3 separate regions of the Homo sapiens genome follow, and all the other regions are linked to region 1. Evidence: read pairs that join two places in POLR2A ChIA-PET (ENCODE). Cell type or tissue: PC-9. All regions are shown on one strand. Region 1 overlaps SNRNP70 (small nuclear ribonucleoprotein U1 subunit 70). Region 2 has its middle 10 kb from the start of FGF21. Region 3 holds the start of CGB3 (chorionic gonadotropin subunit beta 3).

Region 1 (5,000 bases):
ACATATATACACATGCACATACACACACACACACAGGCACGAGACACCACACTCGGCTAATCTTTTGTATTTTTGTAGAGACGGGGTTTCGCCATGTTGGCCAGGCTGGTCTTGCCTCCTGACCTCAGGTGATCTGCCTGCCTCGCCCTCCCAACATGTGGGATTACAGGCGTGAGCTACCACGCCCAGCCTACAATACTTTTTTTTTTTTTTAAGATGGAGTCCCACTCTGTTGCCCAGGCTGGAGTACAGTGGTGTGATCTCGGCTCACTGCAACCTCCGCCTCCTGGGTTCAAGCAATTCTCCTGCCTCAGCCTCCTCAGTAGCTGGGATTACGGGCGCCCGCTATCATGCCCAGCTAATTTTTGTATTTTTTTTTTTTTTGTACAGACCAGGTTTCACCATGTTGGTCAGACTGGTCTCGAACTCCTGACCTCAGGTTATCCGCCCACCTCGGCCTCCCAAAGTGCTGGGATTACAGGCGTGAGCCACCGTGCCTGGCCCAACAATACTTTTTTTTTCCTTTGTGTGGAGAACGGGGTCTTGCTATATTGCCCAGGCAGGTCTCGAACTCCTGGGTTTAAGCTATCCTCCCGCCTCTGCCTCCTTAAGAGCTGAGATTACAGGTGTGAGCCATTGCACCCGGCCTGACATGTATAAATATTTTTAAAAGACGTATCAGAAACAGAGCAGGGAGAAGAGACATGGCTAACATCAGTTTGTGTGTAGGATGGCCTCAAGCCCTCACTACTGCCCAGTGAAGGCATGCGTCTCCCATGTTAGATAAAGGAAATCAGACACAGAGCACTTCAGTGACTTAAAAGAAGATTGGTAAAACAAAGCCTTCCTCTAAAACGGGACTCAGCATAGGTATTCTGCCAAGACCCAGAGAGTAGATATTTCCAGCTTGGACGGCCGTATACTGTTGCAACAATCCAACCCTGCCTTACAACAGTAGCAGCCAAAGACAATGTGTAAACAAACAGACCTGCCTGGCTGAGCAGCAGGAAAACTTTAAGTCTGTAGTTTGCCAACCCCTGCTCTCAACCAACCACCAGCAGTCATTACTTCTCATTTTACTTCTGCTGCCCAAGGTCTGCTGCATGGAGATACAGTCAGGATGCATAAATCCAGGCCCTGAAATGGTGTGAGCCATGCTCAGGGCTGGGACCTCTCTCCCTCCCTCTCAGGATACAGCCCCTCCTCCATGCACCCCCAATTCAAACACCCTGACCCACTCCACTTACTCTTTTGATAGGTCCGTACACCTCAAACTCTCTCCGGAGCTTGGATTCTGTTGTGTCATAATTCTACAAGGAGATGGATATGACGTTAAATGGGAGAACAGAGCTGTCCCACAGCCCCTGGAACATTCCCCTGTACCTAGCCTATTTGACCTTTGTGCCAGACCCAGGCTCTCAGCAGCGTGGGGTTCCAGGAGCTAGGAGCTGGGGACTTACCACTCTCGCCACGAAGAGAGTCTTGAAGGCATCCCCCTGAGCATTGGGATCATTGTGAGGGTCCCCTGTGCAGGAAGAAAGGAATTTTATAAGTTGAAGGTGTCCATGGTCTCAGGTAGCAAAACAAATACGATGGGCAGAGGCCAAGAAGAAAACGGTGGCATTGGGAGAGGCCCCTAACTGGAGGAACATGGGTGGTGACCTGGCAACCTCAGGGACGCCCCTCTCTGAACCTGTTTCTCTGAGGCACAGTGGGCTTTATCAGAGTGGCTGAGAGATAATCCAGGCTGCTGAGGAGAGGAGGTAAGGCTGACTTCAAGCTGACAGGATGTGGGCAGGCCCAACTGCCATTTCAGACCTACATAAACCCTAAGGGCCCTATCGCTCCCAGATGCAAGGTGATCCAAACAGTAATAGCCCAACTGGGCCTCCCTGGAGATGCAGCTGATGCCCCCAGGTTCTGAGCTCCCTCCTGTAGGCAGGGCCACACTGCCACCTACTGGACACAGACTGCAACTACAGCCCACAGGAAAACCTGAGACCAAGCTGCCCCAAGGCTAAGAATGAGAGCCAGGAAAGCAAACACTAAGTAAGCTCTGCTTTCCTGTCTGTGCCCTGTGTCTCTAAAAAGGAACCCAGGAACTGACTAGCGTCAGATCAGATTCTCACTCCAGCCTCACTACTGTGAGGCAAACTGTTCTACCTGGCTACTAAGGAATAACAATCTCCAAAGAAAAGAGCCAGGAATCTCCTAAGAAACCAATTTCATAGGTGATCCTGCTGGGTCAGGCCTGGGAATAAGTCCTTTTCACCAAATATGGTGGCTCCAGCACATAATGACCCTGACTCCTGCCGGGGCCTTAAGGACACTCTGCCGGTTCTTCCATGGTATAGTGTTTCCCTCGGAAGCCCTGTCACATTCTGGGAGAGCATGAGAAAAGGAATAACATTAACCCATTTATGCCAGAGGTTGCAATTTTTTGAATTGCAGACACGTGTGAAAAATCAGACCCTGGTGATGACCCGAGCAGTAGGATATAAATAACTCCCACATGCTTAGCGTTCCAATAATGGAACATTAGACATATAATTTACTGAACACGTACTATGGCCCAGACACAGTGCTGGACACTGATATTTATTTATTACTATTTTGCAAATGGAAGTAAAACAGAACAAACTCGAGACACAGAAAAAGGGAGGTGTTAAAGTGGCGAAGGGCCAAGGCAGACTTCACCTCTCACCCCGGGCACTTGAACTACCAGGCTCCTTCCCCGAACCCTCGGGTGCTACCTTTTCAGGAAGACAGTGTGGGTGTTGCCAGAAGCTAGAGAAATAAAGTCTCAGATTTTTTTTTTTTTTAAACAGAGTCTTGCTCTGTTGCCCAGGCTTAAAGTGCAATGGCGCAATCTCGTCTCACTGCAACCTCTGCCTCCGAGGTTCAAGCAATTCTCCTGCCTCAGCTTCTCAAGCAGCTGGGATTACAGGCGTGCACCACCACATCCAGCTAATTTTTGTATTGTTAGTAGAGATGGGGTTTCGCCATGTTGGCCAGGCTGGTCTCGAACTCCTGACCTCAGGTGATCCGCCCTCCTCGGCCTCCCAAAGTGCTGGGATTACAGGCATGAACCACCGCGTCCCGCCAGATTTGTTTCTTATGAGAGAATTTAACTACAAGTATAAACTAAGGTCAAGATGACTTTAAGGAATGTACTTTTTTTGAGATGGAGTGTCACTCTTGTTGCCCAAGGTCAGTGCAATGGATGGCGAGATCTCGGCTTACTGCAACCTCCGCCTCCCGGGTTCAAGCGATTCTCCTGCCTCAGCCTCCCAAGTAGCTGGGATTACAAACACACACCACCACACCCAGCTAATCTTTTGTATTTTTAGTAGAGACGGGGTTTCACTATGTTGGCCAGGCTGGTTTCGAACTCCTGACCTCAGGTGATCTGCCTGCCTCGGCCTCCCAAAGTGCTGGCATTACAGGCGTGAGCCACCGCACCTGGCCTAAGAATATTTTAGAAAACAGAAGCCTAAGCCACAATTTAAGGGAATCGCTATCTGGGACAAATGGAAACGTCTGAAAACAACTCCATCTCAGCGTTCTCTCCACCCACTCCTCAAGTTCCTTGCCAGGCTGGGCACAGTGGCTCACACCTGTAATCCCAGCAATTTGGGAGGCTAAGGCGGACGGATCACCTGAGGTCAGGTGTTTGAGACCAGCCTGGCAAACATGGCGAAACCCCGTCTCTACTAAAAATACAAAATTACCAGGGCATGGTGGTGTGCGCCTATAGTCCCAGCTACTCGGGAGGCTGACGCAGGAGAATTGCTTGAATCTGGGAGGTGGAGATTGCAGTGAGCCGAGATCATACCACTGAACTCCAGCCTCGGCAATAAAGCGAAAAAAAAAACAAAAAACAAAAAACGTTCCTTGCCATACCTTATCCCTGAGCGTTGTAATTTTCTATGGCCAGGTCTCTCAATCTGCACTGGCTTTTTTTTTTTTTTTTTTTGCACCAGCTAACTCTCATTCATTCAATAGGTAATTCTTTTTATTCGCCGATGTTTGTGCTCTTGTAAGTAAGTAATTCTTAAGCATCTACTATGTGCCTGGAAATGCTATAGTTGTTGGGGATTTCGCAGTAAACAAGACAAAAAAAGGTGCTGGGCGCAGTGGCTCACAGCTGTAATGCCAGCACTTTGGGAGGCCAAGGCAGGCGGATCACTTGTGACCAAGAGTTCAAGAAGACCAGCCTGATCAACACAGCGAAACCTCATCCCTACTAAAAATACACAAAAAATTAGCTGGGTGTGGTCCAGCTACTCAGGAGACTAAGACAAGAGAATCGCTTGAACCAGGGAGGCGATGAAGGTTGCAGTAAACCGAGATCGTGCCACTACAGTCTATCCTGTGCAACAGAGTGAGACTGTCTCCAAAAAAAAAAAAAAAAAGGTGTCTACCCTCATGGGGTTCATATGCTAATGAAAGAGGTAAATAAGGAGATCCTATGATCACATCAGATGACGACAGAGAATAGAAACGGGTGACTTTACAAGGCAGGTTAGAAAAAGCCTCACAAGATGCTAACATTTAATGAAGAGCTGAAAGCTGTCACAGCAGCAAGGAAACACACCCGGCAACGCCAGACAGCAGGCATTCTAACAGTTACTGTGGAGCATGACAGTGGGACCAATGAATGCTGCAGGGCTGGGGAGTGGACGAAGGCCAAACAACAGCTGAGCTTCCTGAAGGGCAGCCAGAGGGAAACCACCCCAGCACACTGTGTGAGTTCCCTGGAGCACTTGCTTACCCGGGGTGGGGGGGCCACAAATGTGACTAAAGGTAAAAAGCAAATGCAGCAAAGCAATGGTACCCCCAAGTCCTGAAGATAGAGAACAAAAGCTCAAAGAAGGTAGCACAGACCCAATGCCGGGCAGCGCCCCACAGCCAGCGTATGCGTGCAGCGCCCTGACGGCAGCTCTCCCTCAGGACATCACTGGTTGAGGGCTCATCTAAGTAGCAGCCCAGAGCAGAGA
Region 2 (5,000 bases), 330 kb after region 1:
AGCCTCCCGAGTAGCTGGGATTACAGGTGCCCACCACCATGCCCAGATAGTTTTTTTGTTTTGTTTTGAGATGGAGTCTTGCTCTGTTGCCCAGGTTGGAGTGCAGTGGCGTGATCTCAGCTCACTGCAGCCTCTGCCTCCTGGGTTCAAGAGATTCCTGTGCCTCAGCACTTTGGGAGGCCGAGGCAGGCGGATCATGAAGTCAGGAGAACGAGACCATCCTGGCTAACATGATGAAACCCCGTCTCTACTAAAAATACAAAAACAAAATTAGCTGGGCGTGGTGGTGGGTGACTGTAGTCCCAGCTACCCGGGAGGCTGAGGCAGAAGAATGGCGTGAACGCGGGAAGTGGAGCTTGCAGTGAGCCGAGATCGCTCCACTGCACTCCAGCCTGGGCGACAGAGCGAGACTCCATCTCAAAAAAAATAAAAAATAAAAAATAAATAAGAGATTCCTGTGCCTCAACCTCCCAAGTAACTGGGACCGCAGGTGTGCACCACCACGCCCAGCTAATGTTTGTAATTTTAGTAGAGACAGGGTTTCACCTTGTTGGGCAGACTGGTCTGGAACTCCTGACCTCAGGGGATTCGCTCACCTTGGCCTCCCAAAGTGCTGGGATTACAGGCGTGAGCCACTGTGACCGGCAAAACTTTTAAGATTTTTAAGGCTCAGAAAGCTATCCTGGCCCACCCTAATGTCAACTGTGCAACTTCCTCCTAAGGGTACGGCTCACTTAAATGAGAGAAAAAGAAGAGGAGTGTGAGGCCAGGTGCGGTGGCTTACGCCTGTAATCCCAGCACTGTGGGAGGCCAAGGCAGGCGTATCACCTGAGGTCAGGAGTTCGAGACCAGCCTGACCAACATGGAGAAACCCTGTCTCTACTAAAAATACAAAATTAGCCAGATGTGGTGGCACATGCCTGTAATCCCAGCTACTTGGGAGGCTGAGGCAGGAGAATTGCTTGAACCCGAGAGGCAGAGGTTGCAGTGAGCCGAAATCATGCCATTGCACTCCAGCCTGGGCAACAAGAGAGAAACTGTCTTAAAAAAAAAAAAAAAAAGAAGAAGAAGAGGAGTGTGACTAACTCCGTGTAGAGGTGTGCATTGGGGAAATAGCGTCCTGGAAGCTTCATGTCTACCTGGTACCGCTGAATGTGTCCTTACTTGGAAATACGGCCTTTGTAGATGAAATCAAGTTCAGGTGAGGTTATACCGGGTTGGGGTGTGCGCTAAGTCCTATATGATTGGTGTCCTTATAGGAAGAGGGAAATTAAGACAAAGAGCCAAGCGTGGTAGCTCACACCTATAACCCCAGCACTTTGAGAGGCCGAGGTGGGAGGATTGCTTGAGCCCAGGAGTTCAAGACCAGCCTGGCCAACATGACCCTGTCTGTACCAAAGTAAAAGTTAAAAGAACTAGCCAGGGCCAGGTGCAGTGGCTCACGCTTGTAATCCCAGCACTTTGGGAGGCCAAGGCAGGCAGTTCACTTGAGGTCAGGAGTTGGAGAGCAGCCTGGCCAACATGGCGAAACCCTGTCTCTACTAAAAATGCAAAAATTAGCTGGGCATGGTGGCGCAAACCTGAAGTCCCAGCTACTTGGGAGGCTGAAGCATGAGAATCTCTTGAACCCGGGAGGCAGAGGTTCCAGTGAGCCCACTGCACTCCAGCCCGGGCAACAGAGCGAGATTCTCTCTCAAAAAAAAGCAAAACAAAAACCCCCCAAAATTAACGAGGTGGGGGCACCTGTAATCCCAGCTACTTAGGAGGCTGAGGCAGGAGAATTGCTTGAACCTGGGAGGCAGAGGTTGCAGTGAGCCAAAATCATGCCACTGCACTCCAGCCTGGGCGACAGTGACCCTGTCCCCCTCCCCCACCCCCCCAAAAAAAGAAAAGAAAACAAGAACAGTAGTCAAATCTCTAGGGGCTCCAGTGAGTAGGTGAGGATAGGGTGCGGTGGAGAAGCTGAAAGATGCTAAATAGCCTGGCTCCCCAGGGATCTGGGAAGTGCTCACTCAGTAGAACCTCCCTCTTGGAAGGACGAAGCTCCACACGGGTGAAAACTAATAGAGAAACAAAACCCAAACTGATCTTGGCAGGCGCTCAGAGAGTAAAACAGAGGGAAGGTTCTGATAATGGTGGGGGCAAGAACCAAGGAGATAAGAGTTTGCTCCTGAACATTGGAGAGGTGGCTGTGCTGAGTGGTTATATATTGAATACAGTACTGTGGGGAAACAGCAAAGAGCCAACCTATTTATTTATTGTGTGTGTGTGTATATATATATATAGACAGAGAGAGAGACGGGCTCGCTCTGTCGCCCAGGCTGAAGTGCAGTGGCATGATCTTGGCTCACTGCAACCTCCGCCTCCTGGGTTCAAGCGATTCTCCTTCCTCAGCCTCCTGAGTAGCTGGGACCTCAGGTGCCCACCACCATGCCCAGAGAGTTTTCTTTTTCTTTTCTTTTTTTTTTTTAGACAGAGTCTTGCTCTGTCGCCCAGGTTGGAATGCAGTGGCACGATCTCAGCTGCCTACAGCCTCTGCCTCCTGGGTTCAAGAGATTCCTGTGCCTCAACCTCCCGAGTAGCTGGGACCTCAGGTGCACACCACTGCACCCAGCTAATTTTTTTAATTTTAGTAGAGGCAGGTTTCACCATGTGGGCCAGATTGGTCTTGAACTCCTAACCTCAGGGGATTCACCTGCCTCAGCCTCCCAAACTGCTGGGATTACAGGCGTGAGCCACCGTGCCTGGCCAAACTTAAAAGAAATTTTTTTTTAATTTTGTGAGATGGAGTTTACCTCTTGTTGCCCAGGCTGGAGTGCAGTGGCGCAATCTTGGCTCACCACAACCTCTGCCTCCCAGGTTCAAGCGATTCTACTGCCCCAGCCTCCCGAGTAGCTGGGATTATAGGCATGCACCACCACACCAAGCTACTTTTGTATTTTTAGTAGAGACGGGGTTTCTCCATGTTCGTCAGGCTGGTCTCAGCCAAACTTTAAGATTTTTAAGGCTCAGAAAGCTATCCTGGCCCACCCTAGTGCTAACTGTGCAACTTTCTCCTAAGGGTACAGCTCACTTAAATGTGAGGAAAAGAAGAGGAGTGTGAGGCTGGCCGTGGTGGTTCACACCTGTAATCCCAAAACTTTGAGAGGCCGAGGCGGGCGGATCTCCTGAGGTCGGGAGTTCGAGACCAGCCTGACCAACATGGTGAAACCCCATCTCTACTAAAAATACAAAATTAGCCAGGCTTGGTGGTGCATGCCTGTAATCCCAGCCACTCCGGAGGCTGAGGCAGGAGAATCGCTTGAACCTGGGCAGCGGAGGTTGCGGTGAACCGAAATTGTGTCATTGCACCCCAGCCTGGGCAACAAGAGTGAAACTCTGTCTGCAAAGAAGAAGAAGAAGAAGAAGAGTGTGACCAAATTTATGTAGAGCTGTGCACTGAGGGAAAATAGTGTCCTGGAAGCTTCAGGTCTACCTGGAACCTCTGAATGTGATCTTCCTGGGAAATAGGGTCTTTGTAGATGGAATCAAGTTCAGGTGAGCTCATACTGGGTTGGGGTGTGTGCTAAATCCTATGTGACTGGCGTCCTTATAGGAAGAGGGAAATTAAGACAAAGAGTCAGGCGCAGTAGCTCACACCTATAATCCCAGCACTGTGGGAGGCCGAGGTGGGAGGATGGCTTGAGCCCAGGAGTTCAAGACCAGCCTGGCCAACATAGTGAGACCCTGTCTGTACAAAAGTAAAAGTTAAACTAGCCAGGGCCAAGCACAGTGGCTCACGCTTGTAATCCCAGCACTTTGGGAGGCTGAGGTGGACGGATCACCTGAGGCCAGGAGTTGAAGAACAACCTGGTCAATAAGCAAAACCCCGTCACTACTAAAAATACAAAAATTAGCCAGGTGTGGTGGTGCGCGCCTGTAGTCCCAGCTACCTGGGAGGCTGAGGCAGGAGAATTGCTTGATCCTGGGAGGCGGCGGTTGCAGTGAGCCGAAATCATGCCACTGCACTCCAGCCTGGGCGACAGAGTGAGACTCCATCTCAAAAAAAAAAAAGAAAAAAAAATCATAAGTGAAGGCTCTATTAGAAAGAGCATGAGAGGAAATAGACACAACAGAGGAAAAAAAAATTTTTTTTAGGTGGAGTCTTGCTCTGTAGCCTGCTTGTTCTGGGGTGCAGTGGAGCCGTAATACCTCATGCAGCCTTGACCTCCTGGGCTCAAGTGAGCCTCCCACCTGAGCCCCACGAGTAGCTGGGATTACACCTGGCTAATTTTTCTATTTTTTGTAGAGACGGGAATCTCGCTATGTTACCCAGGCTGGTCTCAAACTCCTGGTCTCGAACAATCCTCCCCACTCAGCCTCCCAAAGTGCTGGGATTACAGGTGTAAGCCACCATGCCTGGTCTAATTTTTTATTTTTTAGAGACAGATCTCACTGTGTCGTGCAGGCTGTAGTGCTGTGGCACAGCCACCATCAATCTTCCAGGCTCAGGTGATCCTCACACCTCAGGCTCCAGGGTAGTTGAATTTCTTTCTTTTTTTTTTTTAAATAGACGGAGTCTCGCTGTGTCGCCAGGCTGGAGTGCAGTGGCACGATCTCGGCTGACTGCAACCTTTGCCTCCTGGGTTCAAGCGATTCTCATGCCTCAGCCTCCCAAGTAGCTGGGATTACAGGCACACGCGACCACACCCAGCTAATTTTTGTATTTTTAGTAGAGACGGGGTTTCACCATGTTGACCAGGATGGTCTCCATCTCCTGACCTTGTGATCCGCCCACCCTGGCCTTACAAAGTGCTGGGATTACAGGCTTGAACCACCGTGCCTGGCCCGAAATTTTAATTTTTGTAGAGATGGTGTCTCGTTATGTTGCCCAGGCTGGTCTCAAATTCCTGGCCTTAAGTTATCCTCCTGCCTCAGCCTCCCAAAGTGCTGGGATTACAAGCGTGAGCCGCTGCACCTGGCCAACGTTTGCAAAGGATTTGGGATGCAGATTTCACTCA
Region 3 (5,000 bases), 72 kb after region 1:
CGAGATCGCGCCACTGCAGTCCAGCCTGGGCGACAAGTGAGACACCCCCTCAAAAAAAAATTGATTGGAACATCCTCCAGGGTGCAAGACCCTCGGTTCCTCAGAGTTCTACAGGAAGGATAGCAGAGTGCAGTTGCCCAGAGGTGAAGTCCCATCTCTGCCATTTGTTGGCTGTGTGACCAGGCACAAATCATTAATTTCTCTGAGCCTGTATTTTACCATCTGTTGCTATTGAGTAATAGTAGTTGAATATTTTCTACTTTTATTTTTATTTTATTTTTATTTTTATTTTTTTTGAGACGGAGTCTGGCCCTGTCACCTAGGCTGGAGTGCAGTGGCGCGCTCTCGGCTCACTACACCTCTGCTTCATGGGTCCAAGCGATTCTCCTGCCTCAGCCTCCTGAGTAGCTGGGAGTACAGGTGCGCACCACCATACCCAGCTAATTTTTGTGTTTTTTTTTTAGTAGAGACAGGGATTCACCATGTTGGCCAGGCTGGTCTCAAAGTCTTGACCTCAGGTGATGCACCCACCTCGGCCTCCCAAAGCGCTGGGATTGCAGGCGTGAACCACTGCACCCGGCCGAACATTTTTATCTTTATTTTATGATTATTATTATTATTTTTTTAAGATGGAGCTTTGTTTTTGTTGCCCAAGCTGAAGTGCAATGGCGCGATCTTGGCTCACTGCAACCTCTGCCTCCTGGGATCAAGTGATTCTCCTGCCTTAGCCTCCCAAGTAGCTGGGATTATAAGCATGCAGCACCACGCTGGAGGATATTTTGTATTTTTAGTAGAGGTGCGGTTTCTCTATGTTGGTCAGGCTGGTCTGGAACTCCTCACCTCAGCTGATCCACCCACTGCAGCCTCCGACAATGCTGGCATTACAAGTGTGAGCCACCATGCCCGGCCTTATTTTTATTTTTATTTTTTTTGTGAGACAGAGTCTCACTCTGTTGTCCAGGCGGAAGTGCAGTGGCACCATCTTGGCTCACTGCAATCTCGGCCTCCCGGGTTCAAGCGATTCTCCTGCCTCAGCCTCCTGAGTAGCTGAGACCACAGGCGTGCAGCACCAGGCCTGGCTAATTTTGGTATTATCAGTAGAGATGTTGTTTCACAGTGTTGGCCAGGCTGCTCTCGAACTCCTGACCTCAAGTCATCCACCCGCCTCAGCCTCCCAAAGTGCTGGGATTACAGGTGTGAGCCATAGTGCCTGACCTGTAGTTGTTGAATATTTATTATTAATCTACAAGTTGGGTGTGATGCAAGTCCTATATATGGAGTCCCCCAAACTTCTAGAGCAAGGGCTTCCCCATAATCCTGGCAGGCAGGCCTCCCCTGGGGTTTCCAACTTCTGACCCCACTGAAGTGTTTATCCTCTTCTCTAATCCCAGCCTCCTTTTCCCTGTCTCCATGTGCTCTGAGAGATGCTCTGAGAGATGCTCCCACTCCCCCAGGCTCCCTCCGCATCCCCCTCATTTTCCTCCTCCCCAGTGTGTCAATGGAGTCCTAACCCCATCCTCGACATTGTCGCCTTTTCCTCCTCCAGAGTGGGACCTTCTTTTCCCCCGAGTGGTCCTGTCTAGGGGTGCCGCTGCCGGGCCCCCTCTGGTCTTCCTGCTGGAGACTGGAGCCTTTCGGGAGTCAGCAGGCGCCCGGGCCAACCGCAGCCAGCGAGGGGTGAGCGATACTTCACCGGCGAGTCATCAGGGTGAGCTGGCCGTGTGCGATGCAGTCAGTGTCTGGGTGACAGACCCCTGGACTGCTGTGGACTTGGGTGTGCTCGAGGTGGAGGTGTTGGGCGAGGTGCCTGCAGCTGTCGGCAGTTCCCTCCGCCAGCACTTCTTTGTTGCCCACTTCGAGGCCGATAAATCTGAGGAAGGTGGCCCGGGGGTAGGTGGAGGGGGCTGCCGCCGGGGTGTGGACCGGGGGGCACTGGGTGTCTGAGTGCAAGGCCAAGCAGTCCTATGTGCGGGCATTGACCGCTGATGCCCAGGGCCGTGTGGACTGGCGATGGATTCAAACTGGCACAGCCTGTGTCTGCACACTCCTCAGCCGGACTGGCCGGGCCTGAGACTTATACCCAGGAACTGGTCAGGCAGAAAAAGAACAGAGCTGGATGCTGAGAGACCTCAGGGTTGGCCCAGCTGCTCTACGGACGGACCCCAGTTGGGGAACTCATCAAATCATCACAAAATCACAACTCTCTGAATTTGAGCTCAATCTCTGCAGGATGGGTGCCACCACATGTGGTTTTGAAGGTTGAATAGGAGCTCTCCCAGGGGAACTTGAGGGTAATCATGATGATGATGATGATGATGATAATAATAATAGCCACTATTTACTGAGTGTTTACTCTTTCGTAGCCCTAATACATAACTCCTCGGATCAACTCTCATGGATTTGATCATTGGTGACCTTTGGTGTTAAGTTGCTGACTGCTCAGTCACAGAGGACACCACCTTGCTCATCCTGGGGAGTGGGAGGGCACATTTCACGATGTGCATGGGGGAGGAGGGAAACTGGAACATGCAAGCAGATGGCCAGGGGACCTTGAGGACATGGTCTACAGAAGGCCTTTAAGTATCTGGGAGCTGGGGTTCAAATGAGAAATCTTACTTGGTGAGAGCAGGCAGGGGTTGGCTTAGAATATTCTGTTTTGAGATAAAGAGCTACCGATCACACGGGGAGTATAAGCAAGGTTCAATGAGAAGTGATCAGGATGCTGGAGAGTTCAGCCCTGGGCGGGGAGCTCAAGTCAGGTTTCTAGCCCTCTTCCCTGTGCCAACCTATACCCTACATTGGGAAAGAAACAGACCTTAAAATTGTCCAGCTTGATGGCATCGCGGGGAAGGGACTAAGTCCAGATAATGTCCTCCGAGGCTTCGGCCCCATGGGCAGGACACACCTCCTGCGGGCCTATTCAATAATCAGTTAAATCACCTGAAGCACACGCATTTCCGGGGACAGCTCCGGGCATCCTGGCTTGAGGGTAGGGTGGGCGGAGGTCCCTAAGGGAGAGGTGGGGCTCGGGCTGAATCCCTCGTTGGCGGCACCAGGGTCAAGTGGCTTCCCTGGCAGCACAGTCACGGGGAGGCCCTCTCTCATTGGGCAGAAACTAAGTCCGAAGCCGCGCCCCTCCTGGGAGGTTGGACTGTGGTGCAGGAAAGCCTCAAGTAGAGGAGGGTTGAGGCTTCAGTCCAGCACCTTTCTCGGGTCACGGCCTCCTCCTGGCTCCCAGGACCCCACCATAGGCAGAGGCAGGCCTTCCTACACCCTACTCCCTGTGCCTCCAGCCTCGACTAGTCCCTAGCACTCGACGACTGAGTCTCTGAGGTCACTTCACCGTGGTCTCCGCCTCACCCTTGGCGCTGGACCAGTGAGAGGAGAGGGCTGGGGCGCTCCGCTGAGCCACTCCTGCGCCCCCCTGGCCTTGTCTACCTCTTGCCCCCCGAGGGGTTAGTGTCGAGCTCACCCCAGCATCCTATCACCTCCTGGTGGCCTTGCCGCCCCCACAACCCCGAGGTATAAAGCCAGGTACACGAGGCAGGGGACGCACCAAGGATGGAGATGTTCCAGGTAAGACTGCAGGGCCCCTGGGCACCTTCCACCTCCTTCCAGGCAATCACTGGCATGAGAAGGGGTCAGACCAGTGTGAGCTGTGGAAGGAGGCCTCTTTCTGGAGGAGCGTGACCCCCAGTAAGCTTCAGGTGGGGCATTTCCTGAAGGTGCGGATCTGAAATGTTGGGGTATCTCAGGTCCTCTGGGCTGTGGGGTGGGCTCTGAAAGGCAGGTGTCCGGGTGGTGGGTCCTGAATAGGAGATGCCGGGAAGGGTCTCTGGGTCTTTGTGGGTGGTGTACCACGCGGGATGGGAAGGCCAGGACTCGGGGCTGCGGTCTCAGACCCGGGTGAAGCAGTGTCCTTGTCCCAGGGGCTGCTGCTGTTGCTGCTGCTGAGCATGGGCGGGACATGGGCATCCAAGGAGCCGCTTCGGCCACGGTGCCGCCCCATCAATGCCACCCTGGCTGTGGAGAAGGAGGGCTGCCCCGTGTGCATCACCGTCAACACCACCATCTGTGCCGGCTACTGCCCCACCATGGTGAGCTGCCCGGGGCCGGGGCAGGTGCTGCCACCTCAGGGCCAGACCCACAGAGGCAGCGGGGGAGGAAGGGTGGTCTGCCTCTCTGGTCAGGGGCTGCGGAATGGGGTGTGGGAGGGCAGGAACAGAGGGCTTCCTGGACCCCTGAGTCTGAGACCTGTGGGGGCAGCTGGGGAGCTCAGCTGAGGCGCTGGCCCCAGGCACATGCTCATTCCCCCACTCACACGGCTTCCAGACCCGCGTGCTGCAGGGGGTCCTGCCGGCCCTGCCTCAGGTGGTGTGCAACTACCGCGATGTGCGCTTCGAGTCCATCCGGCTCCCTGGCTGCCCGCGCGGCGTGAACCCCGTGGTCTCCTACGCCGTGGCTCTCAGCTGTCAATGTGCACTCTGCCGCCGCAGCACCACTGACTGCGGGGGTCCCAAGGACCACCCCTTGACCTGTGATGACCCCCGCTTCCAGGACTCCTCTTCCTCAAAGGCCCCTCCCCCCAGCCTTCCAAGCCCATCCCGACTCCCGGGGCCCTCGGACACCCCGATCCTCCCACAATAAAGGCTTCTCAATCCGCACTCTGGAGGTGTCTTTCTGTGGGCTCAGGGCAACCACACACACACAGGATGGGTCCAGCTTCCAAACCATTTTATACAGAGTCACAGTATGAGAACTCTGGTAGAAAACAGTGTGGGGTCGGGGGATGACATCGCAACTTTACTCTACATTGGGAAAGAAACAGACCTTAAAATTTTCCAGCTTGATGGCCAGGTGCGATGGCTGATGCCTGTAATCCCAGCACTTTGAGAGGCCAAGACAGGCGAATCACCTGAGGTTAGGAGTTCAAGACCAGCCTGGTTAACATGGTGAAACCCCGTCTCTACTAAAATTACATAAAGAAATTAGCTGGGCGT

Evidence for each region. Peaks named below come from ENCODE experiments on the same cell type or tissue, not always from the same donor. Only the 100,000 strongest peaks of a DNase experiment are listed, where the experiment ranks them.
Region 2: POLR2A ChIA-PET joins it to region 1 with 6 read pairs; 2 of 35 experiments call an interaction of 5 or more read pairs at or near these places.
Region 3: POLR2A ChIA-PET joins it to region 1 with 5 read pairs; 2 of 35 experiments call an interaction of 5 or more read pairs at or near these places.

The regions. Positions count from the first base shown.
Region 1 is chr19:49,094,952-49,099,951 of GRCh38, reverse strand. SNRNP70 (small nuclear ribonucleoprotein U1 subunit 70) reads right to left here. Exons shown (of 10, transcript NM_003089.6): 5 at 1,461-1,525; 6 at 1,248-1,310. Among named protein-coding and RNA genes, the nearest start is that of SNRNP70, 12 kb to the right of the region's middle. RefSeq lists an enhancer at 1-36. In PC-9, CTCF peaks have their summits at 1,755 and 1,959 (motif pointing left); a DNase peak (open chromatin) is centred at 1,981; H3K27ac peaks cover 428 bases.
Region 2 is chr19:48,763,120-48,768,119 of GRCh38, reverse strand. No RefSeq gene overlaps it. Among named protein-coding and RNA genes, the nearest start is that of FGF21, 10 kb to the right of the region's middle. In PC-9, no CTCF peak of the experiment used is centred here; no DNase peak of the experiment used is centred here.
Region 3 is chr19:49,022,533-49,027,532 of GRCh38, reverse strand. It overlaps CGB3 (chorionic gonadotropin subunit beta 3), which reads left to right and starts at 3,200. Exons shown (of 3, transcript NM_000737.5): 1 at 3,200-3,576; 2 at 3,930-4,097; 3 at 4,333-4,664. The coding sequence starts at 3,562. The coding sequence ends at 4,647. It overlaps LOC124904738 (a long non-coding RNA gene), which reads right to left. Exons shown (of 2, transcript XR_007067288.1): 2 at 4,718-5,000. It also overlaps the pseudogene NTF6A. In PC-9, no CTCF peak of the experiment used is centred here; no DNase peak of the experiment used is centred here.